4 separate regions of the Homo sapiens genome follow, and all the other regions are linked to region 1. The links are chromatin loops, found by intact Hi-C in ENCODE. Cell type or tissue: mammary epithelial cell. All regions are shown on one strand. Region 1 overlaps DYNC1LI2 (dynein cytoplasmic 1 light intermediate chain 2). Region 2 overlaps CKLF (chemokine like factor). Region 3 overlaps LOC124903699 (a long non-coding RNA gene). Region 4 overlaps CMTM4 (CKLF like MARVEL transmembrane domain containing 4).

What was found. A loop is a pair of places that touch in the nucleus more often than their neighbours do. Peaks named below come from ENCODE experiments on the same cell type or tissue, not always from the same donor. Only the 100,000 strongest peaks of a DNase experiment are listed, where the experiment ranks them.
Region 2: a loop joins it to region 1, with 23 times the contacts of the local background. A loop is called at or near these places in 8 of 110 quality-filtered maps.
Region 3: a loop joins it to region 1, with 7 times the contacts of the local background. A loop is called at or near these places in 28 of 110 quality-filtered maps.
Region 4: a loop joins it to region 1, with 2.8 times the contacts of the local background. A loop is called at or near these places in 25 of 110 quality-filtered maps.

What each region holds. Positions count from the first base shown.
Region 1 is chr16:66,736,106-66,744,105 of GRCh38, reverse strand. It overlaps DYNC1LI2 (dynein cytoplasmic 1 light intermediate chain 2), which reads left to right. Exons shown (of 13, transcript NM_006141.3): 4 at 1,438-1,668; 5 at 7,862-8,000. Among named protein-coding and RNA genes, the nearest start is that of DYNC1LI2, 12 kb to the left of the region's middle. In mammary epithelial cell, a CTCF peak has its summit at 3,970 (motif pointing right); a DNase peak (open chromatin) is centred at 2,415; H3K27ac peaks cover 1,721 bases.
Region 2 is chr16:66,558,148-66,566,147 of GRCh38, reverse strand. It overlaps CKLF (chemokine like factor), which reads right to left. Exons shown (of 4, transcript NM_016951.4): 2 at 7,800-7,958; 3 at 2,931-3,026; 4 at 80-262. The coding sequence ends at 137. It overlaps CKLF-CMTM1 (CKLF-CMTM1 readthrough), which reads right to left. Exons shown (of 4, transcript NM_001204099.2): 2 at 7,800-7,958. Among named protein-coding and RNA genes, the nearest start is that of CMTM1, 4.3 kb to the left of the region's middle. In mammary epithelial cell, a CTCF peak has its summit at 3,554 (motif pointing left); no DNase peak of the experiment used is centred here.
Region 3 is chr16:66,864,883-66,872,882 of GRCh38, reverse strand. All of the region lies in intron 1 of LOC124903699 (a long non-coding RNA gene), which reads left to right. Among named protein-coding and RNA genes, the nearest start is that of PDP2, 12 kb to the left of the region's middle. RefSeq lists a silencer at 7,656-7,849. In mammary epithelial cell, a CTCF peak has its summit at 4,885 (motif pointing right); a DNase peak (open chromatin) is centred at 4,872.
Region 4 is chr16:66,658,038-66,666,037 of GRCh38, reverse strand. The region is part of intron 1 of CMTM4 (CKLF like MARVEL transmembrane domain containing 4); the gene reads left to right. Among named protein-coding and RNA genes, the nearest start is that of CMTM4, 35 kb to the left of the region's middle. In mammary epithelial cell, CTCF peaks have their summits at 3,036 and 5,111; a DNase peak (open chromatin) is centred at 5,077; H3K27ac peaks cover 1,786 bases.

The DNA.
Region 1 (8,000 bases):
TGTCTCAGACGCTGTCTCAAAAATAAATATACAAACATACATAACCAGTTCTTGATCAATTTTATTTCAACTGTACTTTTACTCTTTGCTCTGTTTACTCCCCACTAGATGATTTTGAAGCAGATTTCAGACATTAAATTTTATCTATGTATACTGCCATAAGGACATCTAAGATAAGAATTTTTTAAAAACATAACCATATTATTATCATAACAAAAAATTACTAATTCCCCAATATAATTAGGCGTCTGGTAATTCATATCTCAGTTTATGTAAGTGATGATTTTATCTTCACATTTAAATACAAAGGTTCTGTCTCTTTGGCATCCTTTATAGTATGTGAATGCATTGTTTAGTGTGACCAACACAAGAAGGGCTTGTTTAAACATAGGCTCTTCAGCACAGCTCACTGCTTCACTGATTGCTGTTACCTTAGGATGATGGATTATTTAGGTTGTGGCACAGTTGACCAGTGAACATTAGTATCTTTTGGTTTTTATTGAAAGCTAAGAGACTCTCACCCTTTTTTTTTTTTTTTTTTTTTTGAGATGGAGTCTCACTCTGTCATCCAGGCTGGAGTGCAGTGGCACGATCTCGACTCACTGCAACATCTGCCTCCCGGGTTCAAGTGATTCTCCTACCTCAGCCTCCCAAGTAGCTGGGATTACAGGCGCCTGCCACCATGCCCAGCTAAATTTTGTATTTTTAATAGAGACAGGTTTTACCATGCTGGCCAGGCCGGTCTTGAACTCCCGACCTCGTGATCAGTTCGCCTCAGCCTCCCAAAGTGCAGGGATTATAGGTGTGAGCCACCGCACTGGGTCCGATACCCTCAATCTTTACTTCATAGACATTTTGGAAACCTTTTTAGGTGTGAACACCTCCTATATTACTGTAGTTTTTTTTGTTTGTTTTGTTTTTGTTTTTGTTTTTGTTTTTGTTTTGAGATGGACTCTCATTCTGTTGCCCAGGCTGGAGTGCATTGGCACAATCTCAGCTCATCGCAACCTCTACTTCCTGGGTTCAAGCAATTCTCCTGCCTCAGCCTCCTAAGTAGCCGGGATTACAGGCGAGTGTCACGATGCCCGGCTAATTTGTTTTGTACTTTTAGTAGAGATGGGGTTTTGCCATGTTGGCCAGGCTGGTCTTGAACCCCTGACCTCAAGTGATCCACCTGCCTCAGCCTCTCAAAGTGTTGAGATTACAGGTGTGAGCCACCATGCCTGGACCCTATATTACTGTAGTTTTAAAGGCACCAGGACCAAGGATTGCTGTCTCCTGAGCACTTGGGCACTTTTTGGTTTGGATTTCCAAATTTTGCATTCTATTTAGAATTCATAGCTGTCACCTTCAAGATCTTCCTGATGTGTCTGTTTCTGCAGCTATGCTGATGGTCACTGTCAGGTGGTAACTAGCTTCATTCACTTGTTTTCTCAGATCACACGCGCTGCAACGTGTGGATTCTGGATGGAGACTTGTACCACAAAGGCCTGCTGAAATTTGCAGTTTCTGCTGAATCCTTGCCAGAGACCCTCGTCATTTTTGTTGCAGACATGTCTAGACCTTGGACTGTGATGGAATCTCTGCAGAAATGGGCTAGTGTTTTACGTGAGCACATTGATAAAATGAAAATTCCACCAGAAAAAATGAGGGAGCTGGAACGGAAGTGTGAGTAAAATATAATTTTCTTAATTGGGAAGTTCACGAGTCTCTTTAGATGGTTTGAATCACTTTCCTTTTCCCAATCCTAGAGGCTTCCCTTGCTTCGTGGTTTTGTTTTGTTTGCACCATTTATTTCAGAGTTCCTCTTGTAAACTCAGTAGTCAAAAGTATTCAAAGCAGTCTTTAACTCAAGTGTCACAAGTTGAAGAAAACAAATCAATATTTATTATCTTCATTGGTTTCCGTTTCAAATAAGAGTTCTTCCCTCACTCCCTAAAATGTGTTAAGTTCTGTGGATCTCTGTGCTTTTCTGTTACTCTCTGTCTGCTGAGTTAACATCAGAGGATGTGAGGGTTTGCTGTGGTCTCTGCAGCTTGAGTTTACTGCCCTGGAATTCCATTAAGGCCCTATGGACCCTCGTGTTGGCAGGCTTAGAGGAAGTCCTAAGAAAGACAAAGCTTTCAGCTCCTTAGTTCATTTTGGAATCCAGCAAAATACGATTTTAGTTAGAAATAGGAGGGTCTTTTTTTTTTTTTTTTTTTTTTTGTAATTAACATGAAAGGTTATTTTAAGACTAAGGACATCCAAGCCCTTTTGACAACAAAGAACTTTCAAATTAAAGGAAGTTTGTTTGGGTTTTTTTTTCCTTAATGTGGTTCAGAAGCTTGTTTTTCCTTTCCCTTGCTTCTGTGCAGTTACATCATCTTCTGTCCACTTGCCAGGGAAATGGGAGGGGCAGGGGCTGGAGCCATGGCAGCAGCAGCAGCCGTCCTGGCCGGGGCAAGCTTGACCCAGCCTGGCGTATTTTCACAGGATGACATCACCCCCTCTGGTGAATTAATGAGGGCTTCTCGGGCATGGCACACGGGATCTTCACACTTACTGGCAGAATGGTTCAGAAATTTTGATGCGCTTTTTAAATCAAGTTTCTCGCAGTGTGTTTTCTGTCCAGTACTTCATCTTGCTTCTGTCCCACGTTGTCTAAAACAATGAGTTTAACATTGTATTCTTCGGTTTGTTGTGCATGTGTATATTTCCCTGGTCACCCGCATGTGTGCTACTGTGATTGTTATGCAGCTCAGCTCATGTGTCTTCAACCACTGACCTTTCTAGATAATGCCTCTTTTTTCCTGAAATAGAGCCCTTAAGGACAACTTCTCTGAATAGTTCTGAGTCTGAAGACCTGCTTTCATCCACTGCACAGACAGCTTTGTACCCAGATGAGTGGGCTAATGTACTGGTGACTTCAGTTCTCTGAAGCTGTTTTCTTAGAGTGATAACCTTGTAGAGATCTGTTAAGACAGAAAAGAGAGAGATTGAGCCAATATTGTTTTTTCCCAGATAGGGAAAGTGTCTGCCCTATACTGTACCAGGTACCAGGTTCTAGGTGCTGGAGACACAGTAAATAAAAGGCCTGCTTCTGGGGGGCTTAAATTTCCATGAAACACTGAATTTATTTTGTGATTTAGTCATTGATGGCTGTTATTTAGGATTAGATTCAGCTGCATGTGACATAAAACCTGAGATAACATAATGGCTTAAACAAGACTGAGGGTTATTTCTCTCCTGTAAATGAAATCTGGAGGTGTAGGTAGTTGAGGACTGGAAATTAGAGCCCTGGGAAGACAGCTGGAGGACCTTGCTCCTTTGTGCTTACTGCTTTGTCATTTCTAGGGTGTGGTTCTCTTCCTCCTGACTGAGAGCTCTAGCCTTCACATCCGTGTTCCAGTCAGCAGGATGGAGGAAGAGAAATGCAGGGCTGCAGGGGCTGCTGTCTCTTAAGGAGGCTGGGAAATGTAATCTTTACTTTGGGTTGCCATGTGTTCTAAATATCAAAGTTCAGTTTGGTTATAAGGAGGAAGAGGAGAGAGGACACCGTAGGGCAGCTAGCAATTGCTGGAACCATGTCCCACGACTCTGGTTGGTTTTCCATTGGCCTCTCTGCTGTCACCACCCCTTCTCAGATGTTTGGAATGGTAGCCACGTCTTTGTGTTGTATGTTGGAGGAGCCTTTGTTAGTACTGGGTTTAGGCTACATTTTAATAAAGCAGTTGGCTATCCTCTTGCCCAGAGGACTCTTGCTTTCCAGATTAATTGGACTCTAGATGTTATATGGAAGGAGTGAAGGGCTGTTATTCAACCTGGTTTCCAGTCCAACACCAGTCTCCATTCTTATGATTTTGGAAAGCTGCTCCATGGCCGGCCAGTCTCTTTTAGGGTTAGGTTCCCAGTGGTTTTGTGTCTGTGGCAGCTGTTTGGCTGCAGGGATCATCTGAGTGAAAGGGAAAGCATCCCCTATAGCCACCAGAAGGTGGCGCTTTTTTGTACTTTAGTCTTCTCTTTCTTGTTTTATATATGGGGCTTTTCTTATGCTTATGTAGGACTATGGGGTCTTCTCAGGACTGTGAAACCAATAAATGAGGTAGGAGGGAAAAGTTGAGAGAGAAGCAGCAGCAGCAGTGAAGATGCTCTGTGATCTTCTTGTACCCACTCCCATCTGATTCCAAAGGGAAGCCCCAAGTGGGCTGATGTCCCCTGCTGTGAAATACTCACCATCTGGAGAGAAATTGTTAACACTGCAGTATGTGTATACCCAAGAAAAAATGCACGTTTTACTATCCAACTTACATGGTCCTTCCTCTTTTTAATACTGCCTTTTCACTCATGTTATGTATATTTGCTCTGCTTTCCAAATTGCTTTCTAAAATGCTAAGTTGGCCAGGCGCAGTGGCTCAATGCTTGTAACCCCAGCACTTTGGGAAGCTGAAGTGGGCCAATTGGTTGAGACCAAAAGTTTGACACCAGCCTGGGCAACATGGCGAAACCCTGTCTCTAAAAAAATTTAGCCAGTCATGGTGGTACATGCCTGTAGTCCTGGCTACTCGGAGGCAGACAAATTGATTGAGCCCAGCAGGTCGAGGCTGCAGTGAGCCATGATTGTGCCACTGCCCCGCAGCCTGGGCAACAGAGCCAAGACTCTATCTCAAAAACAATTAAATAAATAAAATAAAATGCTAAGTTATTTAAAAATGTGAATTTCCTATTGTTGGGCAGCCACAATTAAGTCATTCCTTTAGAGCGTGAATAATCTAGGGCTTCTGAACTATTTTCTCCTCATGGCACAGGTAAAAAACAGCAGAAAAGTTTACAGTGCACGAGGTAATGGGGTGGAGGTTCGTGGAGCCAGCTGTCTGAACTTCCTGCCTCCACCTTCCAACCGTAGCTTAGCTTACCTGTGAGCCCTTCCAGGCTCTGTGCTTCTCACTGTCTGGGAAGCCCTAGTTGAGTGCCTCACGAGATCTTCGGGCATTAGATCTTGCCCAGTTAAGCCATTGTATATTTTATTGATTTGAAGATTTGTTAAAAGTGCTTTTAAAGAGAAAAATGTGAGAATATTTGATTCCTTTAAAGACCCTTCAACAACCACATGGAGGAGTTCTTCTCTGTTTTTATCCAAAATGGAGTATGGTTTACTTGACTAGATTATTTGTATTAACAGTGAAGTATTTGTGTGTGTGTGTGTGTGTGTGTGTGTGTGTGTGTGTGTGTGTGTGTGTGTTTGTTTTTTTTTGAAACAGAGTCTCACTGTCACCCAGCCTAGAGTGCAATGGCACGATTTCGGCTCACTGCAACCTCCACCTCCTGGGTTCAAGTGATTCTCCTGCCTCAGCCTCCCAAGTAGCTGGGATTACAGGTGCCCGCCACCATGCCTGGCTAATTTTTGTATTTTTAGTAGAGACAAGGTTTCACCATGTTGGCCAGGCTGGTCTTGAATTCCTGACCTCATGATCCACCCGCCTTGGCCTGCCACAGTTCTGGGATTACAGACATAAGCCATCGCGTTTAGCCTGACAGTGAAGGTATATGAATGAGCTTAATTAAAGAGATGCTGTAGGCCGGGTGCTGTGGCTCACGCCTGTAATCCCAGCACTTTGGGAGACTGAGGTGGGTGGATCACAAGGTCAGGAGTTCAAGATCAGCCTGGCCAAGATGGTGAAACCCTGTCTCTACTAAAAATACAAAACAAAATTAGCCGGGCATGGTGGTAGGTGCCTGTAATCCCAGCTACTCAGGAGGCTGAGGCAGAGAATTACTTAAACCCGGCAGGTGGAGGATGCAGTGAGCCGAGATTGTGCCACTGCACTCCAGCCTCGGCAACAGAGCGAAACTCCATCACAAAAAAAAAAAAAAAAAAAAAAAAAGAAGCTGTAGAGATGAAATATCACATCTGCACTTTAGGGCCTAATCAGTTAGTTTTCAGTTTGCTCACTGTTACATGAAAGACAGAGAGCTCTCAGATAATTTCAGAAGCTCATATAATAGTAACGTCAAATCTTTGTAAATAAAAACTCGTGGTTTGAAATGTTTGAAACGTGTTCTGTGGGTGAAGAGGAGCAGGTAGGACCTTTCTCTAGGTCCTCTTCAGTCCTGTTGTTTGAATTTACTTAGCATGTTGGTGAGAGTAAAAGGCCTTTGATCCTTCAGTCTTACTGGACTTAGAAGGGTAGAGCTGCCTGTTTTCTTCTCTGGCTCAAGGTAGCTTTAACTGTTGCATTTTTTGTTCTCTGGACCAACATGAGAGCCTTGAAGTGCCCACATAAAGGTGCAGAGCTGTGGGCTTTGTGGTCACTTGGCTTAACTGAGGCTCGGACCATTGTCACCTTAATGGCCTTCCTTAGCTGGATTAGTGAATATTGTATGCCAATAAGTGGATGTTGTACCACTGACCCTTTCTTGTGTTAGGCAGGAATAGGCCGTGAACACTGCACAAGTGACTTGGGATCCCCAAAAGATGAGACTGAGTCCACAAGAGTGAGGATAATAAGGAAATACATCTGGTGCTGGGCAAGACCAGCCTGGTTACTTAGTGCTGACAAGCTTCAGCTGTGTGGAAACAGCATGTTCTTATAAAATTCAATTGTTTCATTAAGCATTTTTTTTTTTTTTTTTTTTGAGACGGAGTCTCGCTCTGTCTTACTGCAACCTCCGACTCCCTGGTTCAACTGAGTCTCCCGCCTCAGCCTCCCAAGTAGCTGGGATTACAGGCACGTGCTGCCACACCCAGCTAATTTTTGTATTTTTAGCAGAGACAGGGTTTCACCATGTTGGCCAGGGTGGAAGCTTGTTGTTTTTTGTTTGTTTTTGTTTTTTGTTTTGTTTTGTTTTTTGAGGTATAGTCTCACTCTGTTGCCCAGACTGGAGTACAGTGACGCAATCTTAGCTCACTGCAACCTCCACCTCCCAGGTTTAGGCGATTCTCATGCCTTAGCACGAGTCCCCAAGTAGCTGGGACTACAGGTGCACCACCATCCTTAGCTAATTTTTGCATTTTTAGTACAGATGGGGTTTTGCCATGTTGGCCAGGCTGGTCTCAAACTCCTGACCTCAGGTGAACCACCCGCCCTGGCCTCCCAAAGTGATGAGATTACTGGCATGAGCCACTGTGCCCAGCTCATTAGGCATTTCTAATGAGGACTGTGATAAGTATTGTAAGTTATAGCTGTTTCTAATGGTCAGCTATGTTGAAGTTACACAGTTCAACTCTTCTGGTATTCTGAAAATGTAAGATACATAAGAAAAGTGGCTTTCTTCATGGTAAGAACTATTGAAACCTTAGTATTTTTTAAAAACCTGTTTAAGGGCCAGACATGGTGGCTCAAGACTGTAATCCCATAATCCCAGCACTTTGGAAAGCCGAGGTAGCAGGATCTCTGCAGCCCAAGAGTTTGAGACCAGCCTGGCAACACAGGAAGATCCCACCTCTACAAAAATTTAAAAAGTAGCTGGGCATGGTGGCACATGCCTTTAGTCCCAGCTACTTGGGAAGCTGAAGTGGGAAGATCACTTGAGCTCAGAAGATGGTGATATCAGACTGCTGCACTTCAGCCTGGGCAAGAGAGCAAGACTTTGTCTCAAAAAAGAAGAAAAAAAAACCTGTTCAGGGGTTTGGTGCAATTAAAGATGCCCAGGGGAATGTCTTTGCTGCCCCGATGTTACAAAGCTCACACTGAATATTTCAGAATTGGCATTTTGTATCACCATCCCCAAATCCTTGATTTTGCAGTTGGATGTGACTAAGAAGTTTGTCACACACAACTGCCTGTGTTTTGTGCTTATTATTGCCTTCTTTTCAGTGTTCTAAAGCTAACATGTATTTTTATTTATGTGCATGTGATTTTTTTTCCTCTTTTTCCCCCAGTTGTGAAAGATTTTCAAGACTATATGGAACCTGAAGAAGGTTGTCAAGGTTCCCCACAGAGAAGAGGCCCTCTGACCTCAGGCTCCGATGAAGAAAATGTTGCCCTGCCTCTGGGTGACAATGTGCTGACTCATAACCT
Region 2 (8,000 bases), 180 kb after region 1:
GTGCTCTGCGCGGGGTGCAGACTTCGGAAATCTCTTCCTCTAGCTCCTATACTGAGTTAAAATAACTGCAGAAAATATGTGGAAGAATACAGAAATATGTTTAATACTTAGTATCAAACTAAAAAGTAATATAAAATTACAAAACTTCTTTTTTTTCATGCACAGGCTTTTTCTGGTAAGGACCGCTGGGATTGAACAGAAGCTTCCGGTAAATAAGGGCCCCGTCGGCAAGACAGCATACTGCTGTCACAAGTGCAAACACCTGGAAAGAAAGACAAGTGTCACTGCCCTAACCATGGTCCCCACTCCTGTCATTCACACAAGTTTTAAGTGGTCTGCCCACCAGATTCCTCTCTTGCTAGGGTACTCGGATTGCTCCCTGTGCTTCATCTAATACTAACATGGAGAGACTTCAGAGATCATCTTATTCTCCTCATTGCTAAGTTTTCTAAATACTTGCCTATAGAAAGAGAAAAGATAATTTAAGTGAGCAGAAAAATAATAAAGCAGTGTGGGCTCTGAAATCCATACTTGTTTGCTTTTATCTCTTGACCTGCTCTTGCATGTATTCTTTTAAGCCCTACTGAGGATATTTAGTTATTAATATTTCTAACCCCAGTGTTCAACTCTGACTTCTCTACTGACAAACTCTACAGAAGAAAAGGTCAAAGTTAACACCAGCTCAATATTAAATCATGGGGACTGTAGCTCCAGAAAACTGGAGTTAATAAGATGATCCAAAGTGAACTCTCAAAGGCTAGGCTACATCTGCTTAAAGGGTGAGATTCTAAATAGACCTTAAGAAAGTAAAATTAGATAAAAACAATAACTAAGAACACGTGGGGGCCTTCAGACACTCTGATGGCTATCTGAGAGCTGGTGCCTGGGGTGGGAGAGGGGGATGTCATTCCTTGCATGCTGTTTGGTCAGCTTCTTCCAGTCATCAGGAAGTTTGGCTTCCTGGCTCCAGACATGGCTCTCACAGTCTCCTTTTCCACCCAGAGTCTCAAGCCACTGCCTCCTAGGTTCTGACCACACTGAATACCTCCTACCAATCTTTTCATGACTGGCACTCTGTACACTATTGGCTCCTCTACCTGGAACCTTTTCCATTTTTTTTCCTTTATTCTCAGCAAACAGCAATTCCACTGCCAGAGAGGTAGTTTCCTCTTTTCTGCACCATGCAGCTCCCTGTCAACAGCTTATATACAGCGGTTTCCACTTGTGTCTCCTGTGTTAAGCTCTAAGCAACTTGAGGACGGGGCTCACACTCTAGTCAGTGCTGTCTGAAAGCAGCATAATATGAGTCACCAGTGTAACACAGCCACATAATTAAAGATTTTTTAACAGCCACATTATAAATGTAAAGAAAAAAGTCGGCCGGGCGCGGTGGCTCACGCCTGTAATCCCAGCACTTTGGGAGACCGAGGCAGGCGGATCACGACGTCGGAAGATCGAGACCATCCTTGTTAACACGGTGAAACTCCGTCTCTACTAAAAATACAAAAAATTAGCCAGGCATGGTGGCGGATGCCTGTAGTCCCAGCTACTTGGGAGGCTGAGGCAGGAGAATGGCGTGAACCCGGGAGGCAGAGCTTGCAGTGAGCTGAGATAGCACCACTGCACTCCACCAGCCTGGGCGACAGAGACAGACTCTGTCTCAGAAAAAAAAAAAAAAGAAAAAAATAAGTCATAGATTTTAATATATTTAGCTCAGTATGTCTAAAATATTATCATTTAACATGTAATCAACAAAGTTATTAACAAAATATTCTACATTCCTTGTTGGGGGTAATAAATCTTTGAAATTAAATGTGTATTTTTATACTTACAGCTGATCTTGATTCAGACTAGCCACATTTCCAGTGCTCAGTAGCCCCATGTGGCTAGCAACTATGGTTACTATACTGAATAGCACAGCTCTATATTTTGTCAGCCCCTGCCAAAGTACACTTAAGAAATGAGTAAATGAATGAATGAGTAAAAAAGTGAATGAAAGTAAATCCTATGCCTGGTCCTTCCTTCTTCACAGTAGAAAGATGAGTATTATCTTCAAAAACAACTGGGGGAAATTGATACAGAGCTATCTCATTTCTAGAATAATTCTGACTCCTCATGAAGTTGCTCAGGGCCTAAGGGAGATGAAAATCATGGCTTCTGACATATATGGCTGAGAGTTCTCCTAAGTGACCCATACTATGAAAGAACATGGAAGTAGGAAGATTTATTTAAGAACTTTCTAATTCAATTCTCTAGGTCAGAACCTAGAAAAGCTAAATGATTTTGAACCTTGTATGAGAAATCTTAGAAGAATATCAGATAGAACTATAACTAAATTACTTGAGTCATATTCTGGCTTGCTTTCTAGGATGAGGTCTGATGGAATTGATCTGCTTCTCTTCAAGCCGGGTTCAAAATGATCCTTTAGTTGCAAGGTGCCCTGCCAATGTTCTCTTACCGTAAGGACATCATCTATTATATTCTATCTGAAGGATCTGAACAAGAAATAACTGAGCTCAAAACAGTCTGTCTCATCTTAACAAATGGTATGTATCCTTTTCTGTAAAAGGGAGAGCTATGAAACTCATCCATCCTTTTGTTTTGTTTTGCTTGACATCAGGTTTCTCAGAGCTAAGTGCTGTAACTGATTCCAGTAGCTTTTGTCAGTCTAGTCTAGCCCTACGTACCTATAAGAAATCTGTAGGAACCCCTTTATTGGGTTAATTCTGCTTCTAGTATAAAATCATACTCCTTCATGTTAATCAGGGCAAGCATTCACAGACAAAAATATTAAGCCACTAGGCATTGTATATTGGCCTAGGAATCTCAAGGATGAATATAGTATAGCTTTCTATTCTTACATCTGTTTTCCAAGTAAATTTGCATTCTGATAAAACCTGAAGAAAGCAAGCAGAAAGACTTCCACTTACCCCTCCACCAACTGTCAATGTTGTGGTTTCTGGTATCAGTGCCAACACAGATACGATGAGCATGAATACTGTTGTTACCAGTGAGTTGATAATATCCTAAAAACACACAATAAAGCTGAGCCTTACATGAAGACTACCAAGCAATGCTAAAAAGGAAAAACAAAAAACAAAAAAACAACAACAACAAAAAACAAAGTCAGCAGGCAGAATGCACTGGCTCCCGCCTGTAATCCCAGCACTTTGGAAGGCAGACAGATCACTTGAAGCCTGGAGTTTGAGACCAGCCTGGCCGACATGGTGAAACCCCGTCTCTACTAAAAAAAACAAAAATTAGCCAGACATGGTGGTGCATGCCTGTAATCCCAGCTACTCGGGAGGCTGAGGCACAAAAATTGCTTGAACCCGGGAGGCAGAGGTTACAGTGAACTGAGATCATGCCACTGCACTACAGCCTGGGCAACAGAGTGAGACTCTGTTGCAACAAAAGGAGTCAGCTTCCTAAATATTTTGAAAGTTTCATTTTATTAAACAAATTTATTTAGCATCTATCTTTCAGGAAACCAAAATGTCACAGTAAAATGATACCTAGATAGTATCTGGTCTATAATGACACCTAGTGGTTTTCTTTTACCTGTGATATGCCAATCATTTACTTAAAAAGCTTTTTATTTCTTTTTTACTTAACATAAATGTAGTTGAAGGGAAAACTCATCTGATTAGGAAATAAAGTAGATGATGTATTATGTAGAAAGTTTAAGGTAGAAGGGGTGCCATGGGAAGTAAAAATGCTCATTTTTAATAACGTAAGAAAATGCAGAGTAGTCTACATTGTATATCAAACTTTAAGTTACTAAATGCAATTAATGCTGGGCGCTGTGGTGCATGTCTGTAATCCCAACACTTTGGGAGTTCAAGACCAGCCTTGCCAACATGGTGAAACTCTGTCTTTATTAAAAAATACAAAAATTAGCCAGGCATGGTGGTGAGCGCCTGTAGTTCCAGCTACTTGGGAGGCTGAGGCAGGAGAATTGCTTGAAGCCAGGAGACGGAGATTGCAGTGAGCCAAGATTGCACCACTGCATTCCAGCCTGGTGGAATTTTTTTTACTCCGTCTCAAAAAAAAAAAGGCAATTAATAAAACTTAAAATAGCACACACTTAAGAGAAAGTGGTAATTTTCAGGAAACCCCCACAGACATCTCTATGCAATGGATGACCAATTATGTTATTATTGCTGATGATATAGCTCATTCGCTTAATACTTTTACAAAGTAAAAATCAGTTTCATTCTTAACTGTGATGTCAAGAAGTGCAATTTTACATTTTTAAAATGGATGTGTAGCGTGGGAAAGGTAAACTGTCTAGCTGAGAAAGGTTTATGTATGTTTGCAGATAACCACAGGCAGGAAGGAATAACCCAAATAGCAAACTGCAAAACCCTGGTAATTTAGAAAAGCAGTTATTAGAAAGAAAGTAGGAACAGGTTCAATGGGGGTAGGGCAAGATCAGATATACTTAGGAAGAAAAAAGTTCTCATTTGTAGGAGATACTGAGACAACTATTCTAGGTTAACTCTCTTCTGTGTTGGATATTTGCTCTGCTTCAAAAGGCAACAGACCACACTCCTACTTCAGACAGGCAGCCTGCCTCCTGTGAGCAATCTGGGCAAGGGTTTATAGATGGCTTTGGATCAAAGTGGTGTTCTAGGGAGTGCAGAGAACCACAGGGGGAAAAAAAAAGATATGCCTGCCCCGAAACACCAATGATCCTCAAGAGTAATTTAGACCATTTATTTTATATTAAAAATGAAAACATCTATATGCCACAGAGTAGAATGTAAACTTAATTACAAAAATAGGGATTTCAAAGGAATTCTGAGCCTATGCTTAGATACCTCCTCAAAGCCATGGGTTGACTGGCTTTTTGTGTTTTCTGTCATTTGGGGCTCTCGGGGGGGAACAATCAGAGAAGGCCTGCTCTACAGACTGTTATCAGGGACAACAACTTTGGGACAATTTGAATGGAGATGACCAAGCCCTCTCCTAGTTAGCAAAGGCAGTGGCTAGCAGATGGAGGTACTTCTAAGTTACCTTTTCCCCACCTACAGATTAATTGGAACAGTCAGCCATCTCTGTGTCCTACACTTTAGGTAACATCCCCAGGCAACTTCTCCACCTGTGCTCTGGCTCCAATTCTACTCTGCAGGGACCTCACTCTATTCATTACTTTTATTTGTCCCTGGCCATATTTCCTCAGTTCAGAGATGACCCCTCTAGTTGTCTCTTTCCTTGCCTGCTCAGTCCTACAACTTTCCTGTCACTTGCCCACTGGAGGCAAACTCCTCTGGAAAAGGTCACCAGGGGGCAGAGAGAGAGAGAAAGTGTGTGTGTGTGTGTGTGTGTGTGTGTGTGTGTGTGTGTATACTTATCTTTCTGTTTAAATGTGTCCATTCTTCTTGAAATGTATTCCCATCTTGGCTTCGGTGACACCAGTCACACTTGGGTGCTCTCCTGCCTTTTCTGGCCACTCCTCATCTCATATGTTGGCGTTTCCCAGTTTTACCTTCAGCTCTCTCTACACTCTCTCTGAGCTATTGTGGCCAGTCCGAGCTCAGTTAATATCACGAGGTGATGATTCCTAAAACGGCAGCTCTAGCTCCTCTTAAGTTTCACACCATTTCTGAATATCTCCATATGAATATCTTTTAAGTAACTAAAATCTAGTATTTATCAAGCTAAACTCATTACATACTGCTCTCCTGCACCCTTCCTTAAACATATTCTTCCTCTCTCAGTATCCTCTCAAGACATGGAGGCTGATCATCTGATCATGCTACTCTCCTACTTAAAAACCTCCAAAAACTCCCATTAGCCTTTGGGTTAAAGTCCACAGCACACAAACCCTTGTATGCCCTGACCCTGTTTTCACAAACCTCACTCTTGCCCCAGCTCTTGTTCACAACTCAATACCCAACCATTCAGATACACCTGCAGGTCCTGGAGGGTCATGCTCTTTCTCCACCTAGACCCTCACATATGCTGCTGCTTTTCTAGCAGAAAAGCACTTTCCCTTCCCTGTATCAGTCATCTGCTAACTACGTTTCATCCTTCAGCCCTCAGTTTGGGCACTTTTTCTTCACAGCCTACTGTGACTTGGTCCCTTTCCCTTGCTGGGTTGCATCCACGCCATCCTAGGTGTATATCTCTCATAGCACCTATATTCTCTGTGTTGCTTCCTGGGTGCATTTAAAGTTTCTGAGGTACAAGGTTTTTGTTTTGTCTTAACCAAAGAACCAATTACAGAATCTAGGATTAGCAAATACTTAACATTTGCTGAATAAATAATTTCATTAGATCAAGATCAGAAAGGATTCTGGGTTTCGTAATGGAGCAAAAACTTAGTTACCCATATAACACCCCATTTCTAAGAGATACAATATCAGTAAAGTTTGATCCTTAGAGATTTGGGGACTATTCCTTTCAGTGTGCTACATATAAGCTACTCTCTCTCAGTGTATTCTGTTACACTCCTGGCTCCCAGTTTATTACTGGGACATGTAAGAAACTCCAAGGAATTATGTTTGGAAAAAAAGAAAGGCTAAAATGTGTTAGTTTTATTAAACTCTAGAGAAGCAGAGTGTGAAAAGCAACTATACAAGACCTAGAGGATGTGGACCAGTGTTCATTATCCTCTTGAAGAAATCTTTAGAAAAATTTAGTTTAACCCTTTCTGCCACTAAATGAGGGCCAACTGAGGAAGACTTTGTAATCTCTTCTCCTAGACCTCCCTCCAACGAAGTCCAGCTCTGAAGTGTACATCAAGTAGTTTTGAGAGGAGAGGTTCTATGAAGATCCTATTTCCCAGCTTTTCCCTTTTAGGACTTTTAAAAAGCTTATGATTTGCCTGAAATGCTTGCCACTGGCCTTGAAGGTGGTTCCAGAAGGTACCATTTAAAGGCATGCTTATGGTTTAAGAATAGCTCTAAAGTCTTTTCTTGTTAATAGGAATTATCAGCTTGGATATTAGCACTGTGGCATCCAAGAGGATGAGACCACTGCAGCCAAGGAAGACATGGCAGCAATCAGTCCAGCCAAAGAGGAGAAGGGCAGCAGGGGGATTCAGGAGGGAGACCTACAGAGACAGGATGCTGGGAATGAGACTTGCAAGAGGACAGAGGAGAAGTCACTCAGTTTTTCTTAGAATCAGCTTCTAGTCCAGGCTGAGGGGCTGCATACATCTTAACGAATAACTTCAATCTGCCCAATTTGACAGTTTTCAGAACCATCTGGGCATTCCACTGGGCAGTTATTCCTAATTATATGAGTATGGCAGGTTACAGTCTATATACTATGAAATATAAGAGGTGCCAACATTATTTAGTAATAACTACAGATATTTTCAAGTGAGATAACATTGTACTTTAGCCTCCCCAATTAGTTTGATTTTCCATTTAGTGACCAAAGATGTGCAAGGATAGATACTTGTGTATCTGTCTCCATCTCTATCCCAATTTTGAGGCCATATTAACATGCATCCAAATAGGTAATAAAGATTAAGAATGCACTACAATTTTGTTAACATGGTCCTAAATTTAAATTTCTTTAGAAGATCTATCCAAGTGAATTCTAACAGAAGCGTCAGCCACATCTACTGATAGATGGTGCAGAGAACTTATGCTCTGTGGCTGCCCTGCATCCTTGAGACCCTCTCCCAAAGCAATACAGGGCACATTAGCAATGGGTAGAGCTCCTCCTTCCTAAGCCTAACAGAGATTACCTTAAAGGTTTAAGAGAAGCAAAAAACAGAGTTCATTAGAATATCTCACTATGGTAGGAAAAAGTAAAATTTAAGGATGAAACTGAACACTTACAAGCAAAGGCCAAAATAACCACTTCATTAATCGATCAAGTCTGAGTACATATAAAAGTATGAAAAATAAGATAACGGTGACTTCAAATCCAGTGATAACAATATATGGTTCAGGGGCTTGTGCGATGATAAAAAAGGTCATAGATGTCACAGTTAGTGCCTAGAAGAAAAAAACCCACGATTTATTCAGTGACAACTGAAT
Region 3 (8,000 bases), 130 kb before region 1:
TCCTCCCCGTGTGCACACCTGTTTATATGCAGAGAAAAGTTTAGTAGGACACACAAGCCAGCAGTTACCAATGCTTATCTCTGGGTCATAAAACTGTAGGTCTATTTCTTTATTTCTTTATTTTTGAGACAGTCTCCCATCAGGCTGCAGTGCAGTGGCGCAATCATAGCTCACTGCATTTGAACTCCTGGGCTCAATAGATCCTCCTACCTCAGCTTCCTAAGTAGCTGGGACTACAGGTGTGCACCACCACAGCCCAGCTGGAACTCTTACATTCTTTATTTTTCCATTTATTTCATTATTTACTATTCTTATATCTTTTTAATTAAAAAAAATTTTTTTTTACTAATTTATTTAATAGAGACATGGTCTTGCTATGTTGCCAGGGCTGGTTTTGAACTCCTGGGCTCAAGCAATCCTCTCCAGTCACCCAAAGTGCTGGGATCACAGGTGTGAGCCACCACTCCAGCCCTACTCATTTTTTTTTTTTTTTAAATAGAGACAGAGTCTCGCTCTGTTACCCGGGGTTGGTGTCAAACTCCTGGACTCAAACAATCCTCCTGCCTCAGCCTCCGAAAGTGCTGTGATCACAGGCGTGAGCCACCGCCTCTGGCCTACTTTTCTTATTTTTAAACATGGAACATATATTTAATAATCAGGAACAATTCATTAAAGTCTGCCTTACACACTTACACATAGGAGTGGGAGGGAAGAAGACACAGCACACCCACTCTCTGGGGCAAGAAGGCAACAGAGAAGAGGCCAGGTTGCAGCTGCACCTGCCCTGTGGGTGAGGACTGGAGGCACCGCCCTTGTAGATAGGAAATCCAGGAAGGCTTTCGGGAGAGATCTGAAGGAAGTTATGGAGAGAAAACAGCAGGGGCAAAGGTCCTGGCCTTGTGGGCCAAAGGAAGGGCTTGGATTTTATGGCCAGGGCTGCCTGCCCCATCTCCAACCCTTGGGCCAGGGCTGGAAAGGACTTGAGAGGGCATCTCCCTCCTGCTTTCCTAAAGCATGCTCCCTGGAACACGATCCCACAAAATGTTCTGAGAGAAAAGATCCATAGCCCACTACCCCACCTTGGAAGAGATTCAGAATGCACAGTGTGTATAGTCAAGGCTTTAAAATTCTGCAGTAAAAGGAATCCATCCAGTTTTATTGCAGCAATGCCAAATGTTTCCCCATGAACCTCCTCTTTGCTGTAGAAACTAGTCACATCTGGCTGGACCCATGTACTTTGTGAGACACCCTTCTATCCATTTTTTTTAAGACAGAGTCTTGCTCTGTTGCCCAGGCTGGAGTACAGTGGCGTGATTATAGCTCACTGCAGCCTTGACCTCCTGGGCTCAGGCAATCCTCCTGCCTCAGCCTCCTGAGTAACTGGGACTACAGGCATGTGCCACCACTCCCAGCTAAGTTTTATTTTTTGTAGAGACGAGACTCACTATGTTGCCCAGGCTGGTCTCAAACTCCTGAGTACAAGCAATCCTCCTGCCTTGACCTTCCAAAATGCTGGGATTGGAGATGTGAGCCACCTCGCCCAGCCCATCCATTCTTTAAGGTGTAAAATAAAGTACAGAGACCTAAACTGACTTCTGCAGGTTCTCTTTTTTTTTTTTTGAGACCGAGTCTCGCTCTGTCGCCCAAGCTGGAGGGCAGTGGTGCCATCTCGGCTCACTGCAACCTCCACCTCCAGGGTTCAAGCGATTCTCCTGTCTCGCCCTCCCGAGTAGCTGGGACTACAGGCGCGTGCCACCACACCCGGCTGATTTTTTTTTATTTTTAGTAGAGACGGGGTTTCACCATGTTAGCCAGGATGGTGTGGATCTCCTGACCTCGTGATCCATCCACCTCGGCCTCCCAAAGTGCTGGGATTACAGGTGTGAGCCACCGCACCCGGCCTTCTTCTGCAGGTTCTCTAGAATCCCACTTTAAGCTCCTGGCTGAGGTGGGTCTGGACCCCATTCTCTGGACTCCCATCAAGCCACTTTCCTGGAAGCTTCCCACATTTAGTAGTTGAAGGAGCCAGTTTGGACATCTCCAAAGTCAGAGAGAGAGCTCCTGTATGCTCCTCCAGGGAAGACAGTTAGCATCTCCAGCTCCATGCTGTGGTTTTTTATTTATTTATCTTTAGATAATGACTATAACTTAATTTTAATTTTTTATTTTATGCTTTTTTTTTTTTTTTTTGAGATGGAGTCTCACTGTGTCACCCAGGCTTGAGTGCAGTGGTGAGATCTTGGCTCACTGCAACCTCCACCTCCCGGGCTCAGATGATTCTCCTGCCTTAGCCTTCCGTGTAGCTGTGATTACAGGCATGCACCACCACGCCCAGCTAATTTTGTATTTTTAGTAGAGACAGGGTTTCACCATGTTGGCCAGGCTGGTCTTGAACTCCTGACCTCAGGTGATCCACCCGCCTTGGCCTCCCAAAGTGCTGGGATTACAGGCATGAGCCACCATGCCCGGCCTATGCTTCTTTTTCTTTTCTTTTTTTTTGAGACAGAGTCTCACTCTGTCGCCCAGGCTGGAGTGCAATGGTGCAATCTCAGCTCACTGCAACCTCTGCCTCCCAGGTTCAAGCGATTTTCCTCCTCAGCCTCCCAAGTAGCTGGGATTACAAGCACCCACCATCATGCCTGGCTAATTTTTGTATTTTTGTAGAGATGGGGTTTCACCATGTTGGCCAGGCTAGTCTTGAACTCCTGACCTCAGGTGACCTGCCAGCCTTGGCCTCCCAAAATGCTGGGATTACAGGCGTGAGGCACTGCACCTAGCCTCTTTTTCCTTTGCAAAATCATTGGTAAAGAAAGACTATAATTTAAATATACCCATGCATTGCCTTCATTTCCAGGGTGCTAACAATGTATGGGTATTTCTGAGCCTGCTCCCTGACCCCCACTGCCTCCATGGGAAATACAGTTTCAAACACACTCATAGAAAGTCAAGCACTCTTTAATCAGCCATTAGCAACAATCAAACCCTATAAACCTTCACCTGAACAACCCAGTTCTCCATAGAAGTCTGAGAATCCAAACTGGGTATATTTTCTTCCCTGTTGAGGACCAGGAGGACACTTTGGCCTGGAGGCTTGTGTAGGAAGTGCACAGCCCATGACCTCTACTTTCCCCAAAGACAAGAGCCTCCCCTGGCACAGGGTACCCCATGTGATGTGGCAGTTTAAGAGGCTGGGCAGACACAAGAATCCCAGCACTGCCATTGGTCAAATGAGTGACTTGTGCAAGGAACCTCAACTGCATTTGGAGCCTCAGTTTCTCTATCTGCTGAATGGGGGCAGCCGTTCCCATGTATATTGTGGGGGCAGACCCTCCCCCAGCTGTGTGTTCACTGCAGAATGGGGGGCAGGGAGAAGTATGCAGAGTGCTGGAGCACAGCTGCCCTCCTTTCCTTGGCTCAAGAGCTATTTCTGTCTGAAGAACTAGGACCTGTCACTGTAATCAGGGCACCCCCATCTCCAGGCTATGCTGAAGACTGGGTCAACTTTATTTTATTTTTAAAAAAAAATTTTTTTGAGACAGAGTCTGGCTCTGTCACCCAGACTAGAGTGCAGTGGTGCAATTTCGGTTCAGTGCAACCCCCGCCTCTTAGGTTCAAGCTTCTCATGCCTCAGCCTCCCAAGTAGCTGAGACTACAGGCAGACGCCACCACACCGAGCTAATTTTTGTACTTTTAGTAGAGATGGGGTTTAGTAGAGATGTTGGTCGGGCTGGTCTTGGTCTCCTGACCTCAAGTGATCCACCCAAGTAGATCAAGTGATGGGTCTCCCAAAGTGCTGGGATTACAGGCGTGAGCCACTGCGCCCCGCCTTGGTCAACTTTTTTTTTTTTTTTTGAGATGGAGTGTAGCTCTTGTTGCCCAGGCTGGAGTGCAATGGCACAGTCTCGGCTCACTGCAACCTCCGCCCTCCGGGTTCAAGCGATTCTCCTGCCTCAGCCTCGCAAGTAGCTGGGATTACAGGCACCCACCACCATACCCGGCTAATTTTGTATTTTTTTTTATTAGAGATGGGGTTTCACCATGTTGGCCAGGCTGGTCTCGAACTCCTGACCTCAAGTGATCCACCCACCTTGGCCTCCCAAAGTGCTGGAATTATAGGCATGAGCTACCATGCCTGGCCTGGGTCAACTTTAATTTGGCTTTTTCTCACACCTTCAGTTCCATGTAACTGCCTCCAGGCCCTTGCCCTTGCTGTTCCCTGTTTGGAATGCCCTCTTCTTTTTCTTCTTTTTTTTTTTTTGGAGATGAAGTCTCGCTCTGTCACCCAGGCTGGAGTGCAGTGGCTCGATCTCAGCTCACTGCAACTTCCACCTCCTGGGTTCAAGCAATTCTCCTGCCTCAGCTTCCCGAGTAGCTGGGATTACAGGCATGTGCCACCACGCCTGGCTAGTTTTTTTTTTTCTTTCTTTTAGCAGAGATGGGGTTTCACTGTGTTGCCCAGGGTGGTCTCGAACTCCTAACCTTGAGACCTGCCCTCCTCGGCCTTCCAAAGTGCTGAGATTACAGGCGTGAGCCCCTGCGTGCTGGGATTACAGGCGTAAGCCACCGCGCCCGGCCCTCTGCCCTCTTCTATCCTTCATAGTTTCGGGGAGAAGTGCACGTCCTTTCCCCAGGAGTCCAGTGGTTGTGGCGCTGGCCAGCTGTCTGCTCCGTCCAGTGCCGGAGCTTCTAGCCAGCAGAAGAAGCAAGAGCTGAGGGCATCAGTGAAACAGGAGATAAACAACAGCAAAAATATTTTATATAGTTTGACAAGTAGCAACCTGCCAGGCAAACTCTTTTCCAGCACAGCCAGGCTCAGGCCCCGGGTGGTGGATCCCCGGCTAGGATGCACTGAAGACACAGCCGCAGCTTTAAACGTGGCCACCAGGGGGCGAGAACAGATTGCGGGAAGCACCTGAGCTTCTCATTTCCCAGAGTGGAGGGAGGAAGAGTGTGGAAGAGTGTGGAGTGTGTGTGTGTGTGTGTGTGTGTGTGTGTGTGTGTGTGTGTGTGTCTTCACTCCTTTTCAGGGACCTAGTGTGGGGCGGGGGGCTTTACTCCTTTTCAGGGGCCTAGAGCTTGCTCAGACTTCGTTCTGGGATAGACCAATCGTGGCCCGAGCAACTCCTGGCTGTGTGACCCAGAGCAAATGTCTTAATCAATTTGATCCTCAGTATCTCAGTTGCAAAATGGGAATAAGGCCGGGCACAGTGGCTTATGCCTGTAATCCCAACATTTTGGGAGGCCGAGGCAGGAGGCTCACCTGAGGTCAGGAGTTCGAGACCGGCCTAGCCAACCATGGCCAAGGTGGTGAAACTCGTCTCTACTAAAAATACAAAAATTAGCCGTGCGTAGTGGCAGGTGCATTTAATCCCAGCTACTCGGGAGGCTGAGGCAGGAGAATCACGAACCTGGGAGATGGAGGTTGCTGTGAGCCGAGATCCTGCCACTGCACTCCAGCCTGGGCGACAGAGCAAGACTCTGTCTCAAACAAACAAACAAAAATGAGAGAAAGAATAGTACCTATCTCAGAAGGTTTGGGGTCTTGGCTGGGCATAATGGCTCATGCATGTAATCCCAGCACTTTGAGAGGCCAAGCTGGGAGGATTGCTTGAGGTCAGGAGCTCAAGACCAGCCTGGGCAATATGGGGAGACTCCATCTCTACTAAAAATTTAAAAAATTAGCTAGGAGTGGTGGATACTCTGGGGGCTGAGTTGGGAGGATCGCTTGAGCCCAAGAGGTTAAGGCTGCAGTGAGCCATGATAGCGCCACTGCACTCCATCCTGGATGACACAGTGAGACCTTCTCTCAAAACATTAATTAATTACTTATTTTTTAAAAAGGTCTTGGGTCTGATTAAATGAGTCAGTTCATGGACTGTTCACTGATGGGCCATTCCACAGGCACATGGAGCATGTTCTCAAAGACACCAAAGGAAGGTGCTCTAAAACAATTTGTTACTTAACATTTTATTAAAACAAAAGCAACATGAGGGAAATCACAATTATGTTTACCTTCCCTGTAGTTACTTGTCAGTTCGGTATCATTTTGGACTATTTTTCTGTTTAGTGACATACTTGAGGACCCCGTCATCCTCTTGGTGTGTGACTTAAGTGGGTTTTCAGCCCACAGAGGTCTCCACAGGAGCTATAGATGACAGGGCCCCCACTGTCTGTTCAGGGGTGCAGTTCGTGGAGGGCCCAGAGCAGTTGAGCAGAAGAGGTCCATGCAGGACCCAGAGAAGTATAGGTTCTGTTGCATCCTCTGCAGAAAGCCTGGGGTCTTGGGCAGCAAGGCCCTTATAGGGTCCCCCCACCTTCCACCCCCAGAGACCAGCCTGCTCCCCCAGGATTTGGCTATGGGGATGCTGCACCTCAGAGTCCCTTGTCAATGTTCCCACCTGGGCCTCCGCCTCCTTCAGACCAACCCCAACACTTTATTCACTGCCCTCCTGGGGTGCACTTCCCCCAAGCGTAGCTTCTCCTCTCGTCCCCTAGGCTTGTTGTACCATTCTGAAGAGCATCTCGGGGAAGGGATTGTCACATGGATGGGGAGACCCCTGGCATTTGGGGTGGTCACAGGTGCCAGGATTCCTCCCCAGTTCCACACAACAAGGGATTGTTTGAATTCTTCCTGACCTTCGAGTGTCCCACCAGCATGTTCAGACAGGTGAACGATCTGTTTTGTTTTGTTTTTTGAGACAGACTCGCTCTGTTGCCCAGGCTGGAGTTCAGTGGCACAATCTTGGCTCACTGCAACCTCTGCCTCCTGGGTTCAAGCAATTCTTCTGCCTTGGCCTCCCTAGTAGCTGGGATTACAGATGTCCACCACCACACCCAGCTAATTTTTGTATTTTTAGTAGAGACAGCGTTTCACCATGTTGACCAGGCTGGTCTCGAACTCCTGACCTCGGGTGATCCTCCTGCCTCGGCCTCCCAAAGTGCTAGGATTACAGGCGTGAACCACCATGCCCAGTCTTGTTTTGTTTTGTTTTGTTTTGTTTTGTTTAACCAGGTCTCTACAGGTATCTGATGAACAATCTGTTTATCATCATTTGAACCTACAACCTTGCTCTGTTTTATTTGGAAACACAAAGGGATTTTTGCACAGTCTTAAAATGTAGAATATTTTCCAAGAATACAATTATCATGTGAAATGAGGGAAGATGGTACTTTGTGTTGAGAATTTTACCAGGAGTTATCATCATCTAGGAAACTCACACCGTGGGGGCAAAGAGACTCACTTTCCTCTGCCTGGTATGCATCTGAAGCCGCTATTTATGGAGCTTCAAAATAAGGTACAGGCTGGGTGTGGTGGCTCATGTCTGTAATCTCAGCACTTTGGGAGGCCAGTGTGGGAGAATTACTTGAGACCAGGAGTTCAAGACCAGCCTGAGCAACATGGTGAAACCCTATCTCTACCAAAAAATACAAAAATTAGCCAGGCATGGTAGTGCACACCTGTAGCCCCAGCTACTGGGGAGGCTGAGGCAGGAGGATCGCTTGAGCCCAGGAGGTCAAGGTTGCAGTAAACTATGATCGCATCACCAGACTCCAGCCTGGGTGACAGAGGGAGACCCTATCTCTAAAAAAAAAAAGAAGAAAAACAATATGGGTACAAACATCAGAAGACTTCATCACATCTTTAGTGGCGTTGTCCCCCACCATTTACATACTGACATAAATATTATTTTTATTTAAAATTACATGATTTGTGTATATACATACAATTTTATTTTTTATTTTATTTTACTTTTTTTTTGAGACAGAGTCTCACGCTGTCGCACAGGCTGGAGTGTAGTGGCACGATCTCAGCTCACCGCAAGCTCCGCCTCCTGAGTTCACGCCATTCTCCTGCCTCAGCCTCCCAAGTAGCTGGGACTACAGGCGCCCACCACCACGCCCAGCTAATTTTTTGTATTTTTATTAGAGACGGGGTTTCACTGTGTTAGCCAGGATGGTCTTGATCTCCTGACCTCATGATCCGCCCGCCTCGGCCTCCC
Region 4 (8,000 bases), 78 kb after region 1:
TGCAGTGGTGCAATCTCCGCTCACTGCAACCTCCGTTTCCTGGGTTCAAGCCATTCTCCTGCCTGAGCCTCCCAAGTAGCTGGGATTACAGGTGTGTGCCATGATGCCCTGCTAATTTTTTGTGTGTTTTTAGTAGAGACGGGTTTTTGCCATGTTGGCCAGGCTGGTCTCGAACTCCTAACCTCAAGTGATCCACCTGCTTCAGCCTCCCAAAGTGCTGGGATTACAGGCATGAGCCACCATGCCTGGCCTTTTTTTCTGAGACAGAGTCTCGCTCTGTCTCACCCAGGCTGGAGCGTGGTAGCATAATCTCTGCTTACTGCAGCCTCTGCCTCCTGGGTTCAAGTGATTCTCCTGTCTCAGCCTCCTGGGTTCAAGTGATTCTCCTGTCTCAGCCTCCCGAGTAGCTGGGACTACAGGCATGTACCACCACACCCAGCTAGTTTTGTATTTTTAGTAGAGATGGGGTTTCATTGTGTTGGCTAGGCTGGTCTTGAACTCCTGACTTCAGGTGATCTGCCTGCCTGGGCCTCCCAAAGTGTTGGGATTACAGGTGTGAGCCACCGTGCCCAGACCAAGTTTCTAATTTTGAAGAAATTTTATCCATTTTTTTTCTCATGGATTATGCTTCTGGTGTCATGTCTAAAAACTATTCTCAGCTTATAAAGATTTTATCCTATGTGTTCTTCTGAATTTTATTGTTTAACATTTTACATTTAGATCTATGATCCCTTTTGAATTAATTAAATTTTTTTTTTTTTTTTTTTTTTTTTTTAAGAAACAGGGTCTTGGCCAGGCATGGTGGCTCATGCCTGTAATCCTAGCACTTTGGGAGGCTGAGGTGGATGGATTGCTTGAGGTCAGGAGTTCGAGACCAGCCTGGACAACGTGGCAAAACCCTGTCTCTACAAAAAAATACCAAAACAATTAGCTGGGCATGGTGGCATGTAACTGTAATTCTAGCTGCTAGGGAGGCTGAGGTGGAAGGATCACTTGAGCCCGGTAGGTCAAGGCTGCACTGAGCTGTGATTGCACCACTGTACTCCAGGGCTACAGAGGGAGACTCTCTCTCGGAGAAACAGGGTTTTGCTCTGTCACCCAGGCTGGCCTTGAACTCCTGGCCTCAAGGCAATCCTCCTGCTTTGGCCTCCCAAAGTGCTGGGATTACAGGTGTGAGCCACCATGTCCTGCCTATATTTAATGTAATTATTAGTATGCTTAAATTTAAACCTACCATTTTGTTATTTATTTTCTGTTTGTTCCCTCTGTTTTGTTCCTGTTTTCCCTTTCCTCTTTTCTTTTGGAGTCTTTGAATATTTGTTAGTATTTCATTATAATTGATTTATTGAGTTTTGACTAGTATCTCTTTATATAGTTTTTTTTTTAAGTGTTTGGTCTACGAATTACATTATACATACACATAATTATAACATTAATATTGTACACTTTACTTATAATTAACATTTCATTACTTAGAATGAAATACAGAAACCTTGCAAGTACATAGGTCCCTTTACCCTCCTACTTTGTTTTCGTTGTCAAATACATTGAAATCCCAACATTGTTACAGATTTTGCTCTTAACCATCATGCATACTTGAAATAACTCGAGAAGAATTGTATATTATGTTTACCGAGGTTTTTACCATTTCTGTTGCTTTTCTTTCACTACTGATATTCCAAGTTTCCCTCTGGTATCATTTCCATTCTCCATGAAGAACCTCATAGCGTTTCATTTAGAGCAGATTTGTTGGCTATGAGTTCTCTTCATTTTCCTTTATCTGAAATTTTTTTTTTTTTTTTTTGAGACGGAGTCTCACTCTGTCACCCAGGCTGGAAGTGCAGTGGTGCGATCTTGGCTCACTGCAACCTCTGCCTCCCGGGTTCAAGCAATTCTCCTGCCTCAGCCTCCAGAGTAGCTGGGACTACAGGTGCCCACCACCATGCCCAGCTAATTTTTGTATTTTTAGTAGAGACAGAGTTTCACCATGTTGGCCAGGCTGGTCTCAAACTCCTGAGCTCAGGTGATCTGCCTGCCTCAGCCTCCCAAAGTGATAGGATTACAGGCATGTGCCACTGCACCTGGCCTGTTCTAAGCTTTATATAAAATAATCCAAGAAGTAGGGATGCGTACTCTTTAAACAAATAGAAAGACAGAAAGTCTCAGCTAAGAAATAGAAGATATAAAGAAGCAAATGGGCCGGGTGTGTTGGCTCACACCTGTGATCCCAGCACTTTGGGAGGCCGAGGTGGGTGGATCACGAGGTCAGGAGATTGAGACCATCCTGGTCAACATGGTGAATCCCTGTCTTTACTAAAAATACAAAAATTAGCTCGGTGTGGCGGCGCTTGCCTGTAATCCCAGCTACTTGGGAGGCTGAGGCAGGAGAATCGCTTGAATTCGGGAGGCGGAGGTTGCAGTGAGCCAAGATCGCACCACTGAACTCCAGCCTGACGACAGAGCTAGACTCTGTCTCAAAAAAAAAAAAAAAAAAAAAAAAAAAAAGCAAATGAAAATCTTAGAACCATAGAACGTAGTATCCAAAATAAAAATGGATGGGCTGGATAGCAGAAGGTAGCTCATCACTCACTGTAACCTTGAACTCCTGGGCTCCAGTAATCCTCCCGCTTCAGCCTCCTGATTAGCTGGGACTGCAGGGGTATACCACCATGCCTGGCTAATCTTGGGTTATTTTATTATAGCTGCTTTACAATCTGATAATTCCAACAACTGTGTCATCTTGGCATTGGCATCTGTTGATTGTCTTTTTCCATATGAATTGAGATTTTCCTGGTTCTTTGTATGCCAAGTAATTTAGAATTATATCGTGGACATTTGTTTATTATGTTATGGGACTCTGGTCTTGTTTAAATCCTATGAAGAATGTTGATTTTTGTTTTGTTTTCGAAAGCAATCAACCTGGCTGGGTTCAAGTGAGAAGTTCTGGTCAGTCTTCTGTGGGTTGAAGGTTCAATATCAATTCTGTTTCAAAGCCTTTGTGATGCTATTTGAATCTTTGCTCGGTATATGCCACCCAGTGGTCAGTCTGGGACCTAGGTGGTGAGCTATCCCATAGTTCATTCTCAACGTCTTTACTGCACTGTTTAGGGTCAGATACACATATATATACAACTTTGGGTGAGCTCAGGAGTTTATAAGCTTTATGGGCTTGGTGTTTTGATTTATAAACAGGAGTTTATAGAACTTTATGGGTTTGCTTCCTCTTTCTGCCAGTTCCTTGGTATTTTCCAGCCCTTAGAACTCCTCTTTCGGGTCTGTGTCCCAAAAGCTGGTTCTTTAGTTACCCTACTCTGTTGAACAGTTTCCACAGCTGTGTCCATGTCCTAGGCCACATGGTGGGAGGACAGGGGAAGGGGAAAGCAAGGGGGTTCGCTCATGCCCTAAGAACTCGGGTTCCTCTGAGTCGACTCCTCTGTTGTGGACATCTGTAGCCTCCTGCTGCTGCATTGCCTCTGACACTTCAGGGTTGTCTGGGGTCTGAAATCTAAGTGAGAATGAAGGAAAAAAAAAGTTAAAAGGAAAATAAAACCCAGGATTGTGTTCAATGTCTATGAGTGTTAGGAAAATCCCCCTGTCTACTTTTCTGGCCAGAACTAGAGGATTGTCCTGGACTCCCTATCTATACCAGGCTCTCTTTTCTGGGTTTTTCTGGGTTTGAGGCTCCTTAGAGTCTAAGCTGGGGAACACTGGAGGAAAAATAGGAGCCTGACTGTTGGTTCTGTGGTGCTTTGAACTCTGGGCATCTTCACCATCTGCCTACTTTGATTTGTTTTTCAGTGTCCTGAAATAGCTGCTCTGTGCATTGTTTCCAGTTTGATAGCAGCATTCAGTGGGACAGACAGGCTGGAGTGTACCTACTTCATTAACTGGAACTGGAATTCCAAATTTATGATACTTGGAAGCTTTCTAATTTGTTTTTGTTGTCTGTTTTTATTGTCTGATAGCCAAATAGGCTCCTGGCTTGCAGGCTGCTGGGGCCCTGGCTTGTGTAGAGATGAATCACGGTGGCATGGTGTTTTGGTTTTTTGTTTGTTTTGTTTTTGTAGTAAGGAAATGTTTTATTTTTATTTTATTTTATTTTTTTGAGACAGAGTCTTGCTCTGTTGCCCAGGCTGGAGTGCAGTGGTGCGATCTCAGCTCACTGCAGTGTCTGCCTCCCGAGTTCACGCAATTCTCCTGCCTCAGCCTCCTGAGTAGCTGGAATTACAGGCATGCACCACTATGCCCGGCTAATTTTTTTGTTGTTTTAGTAGAGATGGGGGTTTCACCGTGTTGGCCAGGCTGGTCTTGAACTTCTGACCTCAGGTGATCCACCCACCTTGGCCTCCCAAAGTGCTGGGATTACAGATGTGAGCCACCGTGCCCGGCCTATAGTAAGGAAATGTTTTAAGTATTACTCTGGGATATTCCTGGCATGTGCAAGGAATCATATAAAAGGATCCATTTTAATAAAATTTGGACTTAATGTTACTATCTTTTCATATTAGCGAACAGACTTTTCTGCCTGTGAATATGAAAACAGAGCATTATAGAAAAGATTTGGGACTGCTTAGCTCTACTTCCCACTAAAAATGACAGTCTTTTACTTCATCCTTAACTGACAAGCGTTTAGCCTCAGTGTGACTGATGTCAGCTAAAATCACCAGGTCTGTTTTCACTTGGCTGCTTTTATCAAGTCTGTTCTCCCTACTCTATATTCCTGTAGCTGAATCTTTGAACCTGAAATTTATACGGGTTACAGTCCATCCGCAGCACCAGTCTGGCTGATGTTGGGATAATTTTGAAGCTTATTACCTTACATATTAGCAATCTGAAGTCTCTTATTCACAGATGTGGCAAGTGATAAACCAGCTTTGTATGTTTTCTCCCAAATAATTTCTAGAAACTTAAGTGGCCCTTCACCTGAGCCCATGTTTTAGGCTGACATGGAACATTAATTATCAACCTTTGGATAGTGTCCAGTTGCCTGTGGACATGGTTTAATGACTGTTTCGTAGATGCCTGTTCATGCCCTGTTGGTCAGTCATTACTCAGCTATTTTCCTGAGTGTCTGTTCGGGAGGGATAGAGCAGGGAGCCAGCTAGACGCGATTCCGGAGACAGGCCCCACCGTGCGGTAAACTGCACTTCCTCACTTAGCACAGCGAGCAGGAGAGGGAAGAGCTGACTATGGGGACAGGGCAGCCAAGTGTTAGGAGATTTGAGGAGACAGCAGGAAGCCTGCAGAGGGAGAGGTTTATTGTGGAGGGATGAGGAAAGGCTTCCCAGAGCAGCTTGCAGTTATTTTTTTATTTGCTTGTTTTTAAATTACTTCTTAAAGAAATCACACAAGTAATACCAATTTAAGAAAAATTAGAAAATACCTCTAAGTTAAAAGAAAAAAACACATGTCCTAGTATCTTACTCATCAGAGATGAACACTAGTCACATTGTGTGTAACACTGTCTCCGTATTTGTTCACATATGTCTGTGTGCATATATTTACAAGTACAGATTGCTTTGTAACATGACTGTTCTATGCTGCTTCTCCTTATCAATAGACTTTACAACATTGAAAATTTTTCTTTTTAATTTACATGCAATAAATTTCACCTTTTATGGTGGAGTTTTGTTTTTTTTTTTTTTTTTTTGAGACAGGATCTCACCCTATTGTCCAGGCTGGAGTGCAGTGGCATAATCAGGGCTCACTGCAGCCTGTACCTCCCAGGCTCAAGCAATCCTCCTACCTCTGCCTTCCAAGAGGCTGAGACCACAGACATGTGCCACCACGCCTGGCTAATTTTTTCTTTTTTTGTAGAGATGGAGTCTCACTAGATTGCCCGGGCTGGTCTCCAACTCCTGGGCTCAAGTGATCCTCCTGCCTTAGCCTCCCAAAGTGCTGGGATTACAGGCATGAGCCACCGTGCTCTGCCTTGTAGTTTTAATTTGCATTTTCCTAATAGCTAGTGATGTTAAGGATCTTTTCATGTGCTTGTTTGCCATCTATATATCTTCTTTTGTGATGTGCTCATATCTTTTACCCACTTTTTAATTGGGTTGTTTCTTATTGTGGAGATTTGAGTTTTTTGTATGTTCTGGATATAAGTTCTTCAACATTTTTAAAAAATTTAAATTTTTATTATGGAAACTTTCAGACATACACTAGTAAAGATAATAGTACAAGTGCCCACATACTTTTTATCCAGCTTTTACAGTTATCACCATTTTGCATTTTTGTTTAATCAACGCTCCCCTCCTTTTTTGTTGTAATATTTTAAAACAAGTCTTCAATATCATAGCATTTCAACTATAAATATGAAGTATGCATCTCTATCAGTTACGAACTTTATTTTAAATGACACATCCACAATATCAATATTACTTCAAAATAACATAATTATTCCTTAATGTCATTGACTATCCTATGTTCACTTTTCCCCAGTGATCTCCAAAATGCCCTTTTGGTTTGTTTGAATTAGGATCTAAACAAGATCCATACGTGATTGCATTTGCTTGCTGTGTCTGAAGTCTCTCTTAATCTTACAACAGCCCTCATCTCCCTTTATGTCATTTGTTTGCTGATGAAATGGGGTAATTTGTTATATAGATTTCCCATTTTGGCCTTGACTGGTGGCTTTCTCTAGTGTGATTTTTTTTTTTTTTTGAGGCAGAGTCTCACTCTGTCGCCCAGGCTGGAGTGCAGTGGCACGATCTCGGCTCACTGCAACCTCCGCCTCTGAGGTTCAAGTGATTCTTGTGCCTCAGCCTCCCAAGTAGCTGGGACTACAGGTGCACACCACCATGCCCAGCTAATTTTTGTATTTTTAGTAGTGACAACGCAATATTGGCCAGGCTGGTCTCAAACTCCTGACCTCAAGTGATCCGCCTGCCTCAGCTTCCCAAAGTGCTGGGATTACAGGTGTGAGCCACCACGCCCAGCCTCTAGTGTGATTTTAACATGCTCCTTCAACTTCTCTGTTTCCTGTAACCTGGTTACTCTATATAGCTTGACTGTGGGATGGGGTTGGGGGTGGGATGAAAAGAAGCTGTCTCAGGTCTGCTGGCTTCATCCTACGGCATCCACACTAGCAGGTGGAGCAGCTGATTGTCTTGCTTTTAGTGAAGCCAAGATTGATTGGTGGGTGCTTGATCCATCTGTTTGAAATTCCGCATCGGTGGCTTTAATAGCTACTGATGCTCACGAGCTAGATCAGCCATTCTTCCTCCCTGTGGGAGGAGATTTTGCCCCCCAGGGATATTTGACAGTATCTGGAGACATTTTTGGCTTTCTCCACTTGGGGGTGGGAGGAGTACTGGCACCTAGTGGTGTGGAGGCCAGGGATGCTGCTAAACATCCTCAATGCACAGGACAGCCCCTCACAATGAAAAGTGATCCGGTCTGAGATGCCAATAGTGCTGAGTTTGAGAAATCTTGTCCTAGAGCCCAATGTGGGTATCAGGATTTTGAAAGGATCCCTGGATGAACCAAGTATATGAGCCACTGGCATAGATCAAGGGCCACAGGAAATCACAGAGCGATAAAACTGGTTTGGGCTGAAGAAAGAGCCACAGAAAGCTTTGGTGGAGGAAGTGCGACTCGAATGGGAGTTAGGAGCATGACTTTGATAAATGAACAGGCAGAAAAAGAATGTTTTTTTGGTTGAGTTCAGCAATTAATGCCCTCTAACTCCTGGTTTTCAGATGGATTGAGAATCCGGGTCCAGATCATTTCAAAATAATGGTTTCCTCCCCTCCCTCCCTCCCTGCCTGCCTCCCTCCTTCTCTCCTTCCCTCCCTCCTTCCCTCCTTCCCTCCCTCCCTACCTCCCTTCTTTCCCTTTCTTTGCTTTCTCTCAATCATAGCTCACTGCAGCCTAGACCTCCTGAGCTCAAGTGATCCTCCCACCTCAGCCCTCTGAGTAGCTGGGACTACAGGCATGTATCACAACGTCCAGCTAATTTTTAATTTTTTAATATTTTTTGTAGAGATGGAGTCTTAGTA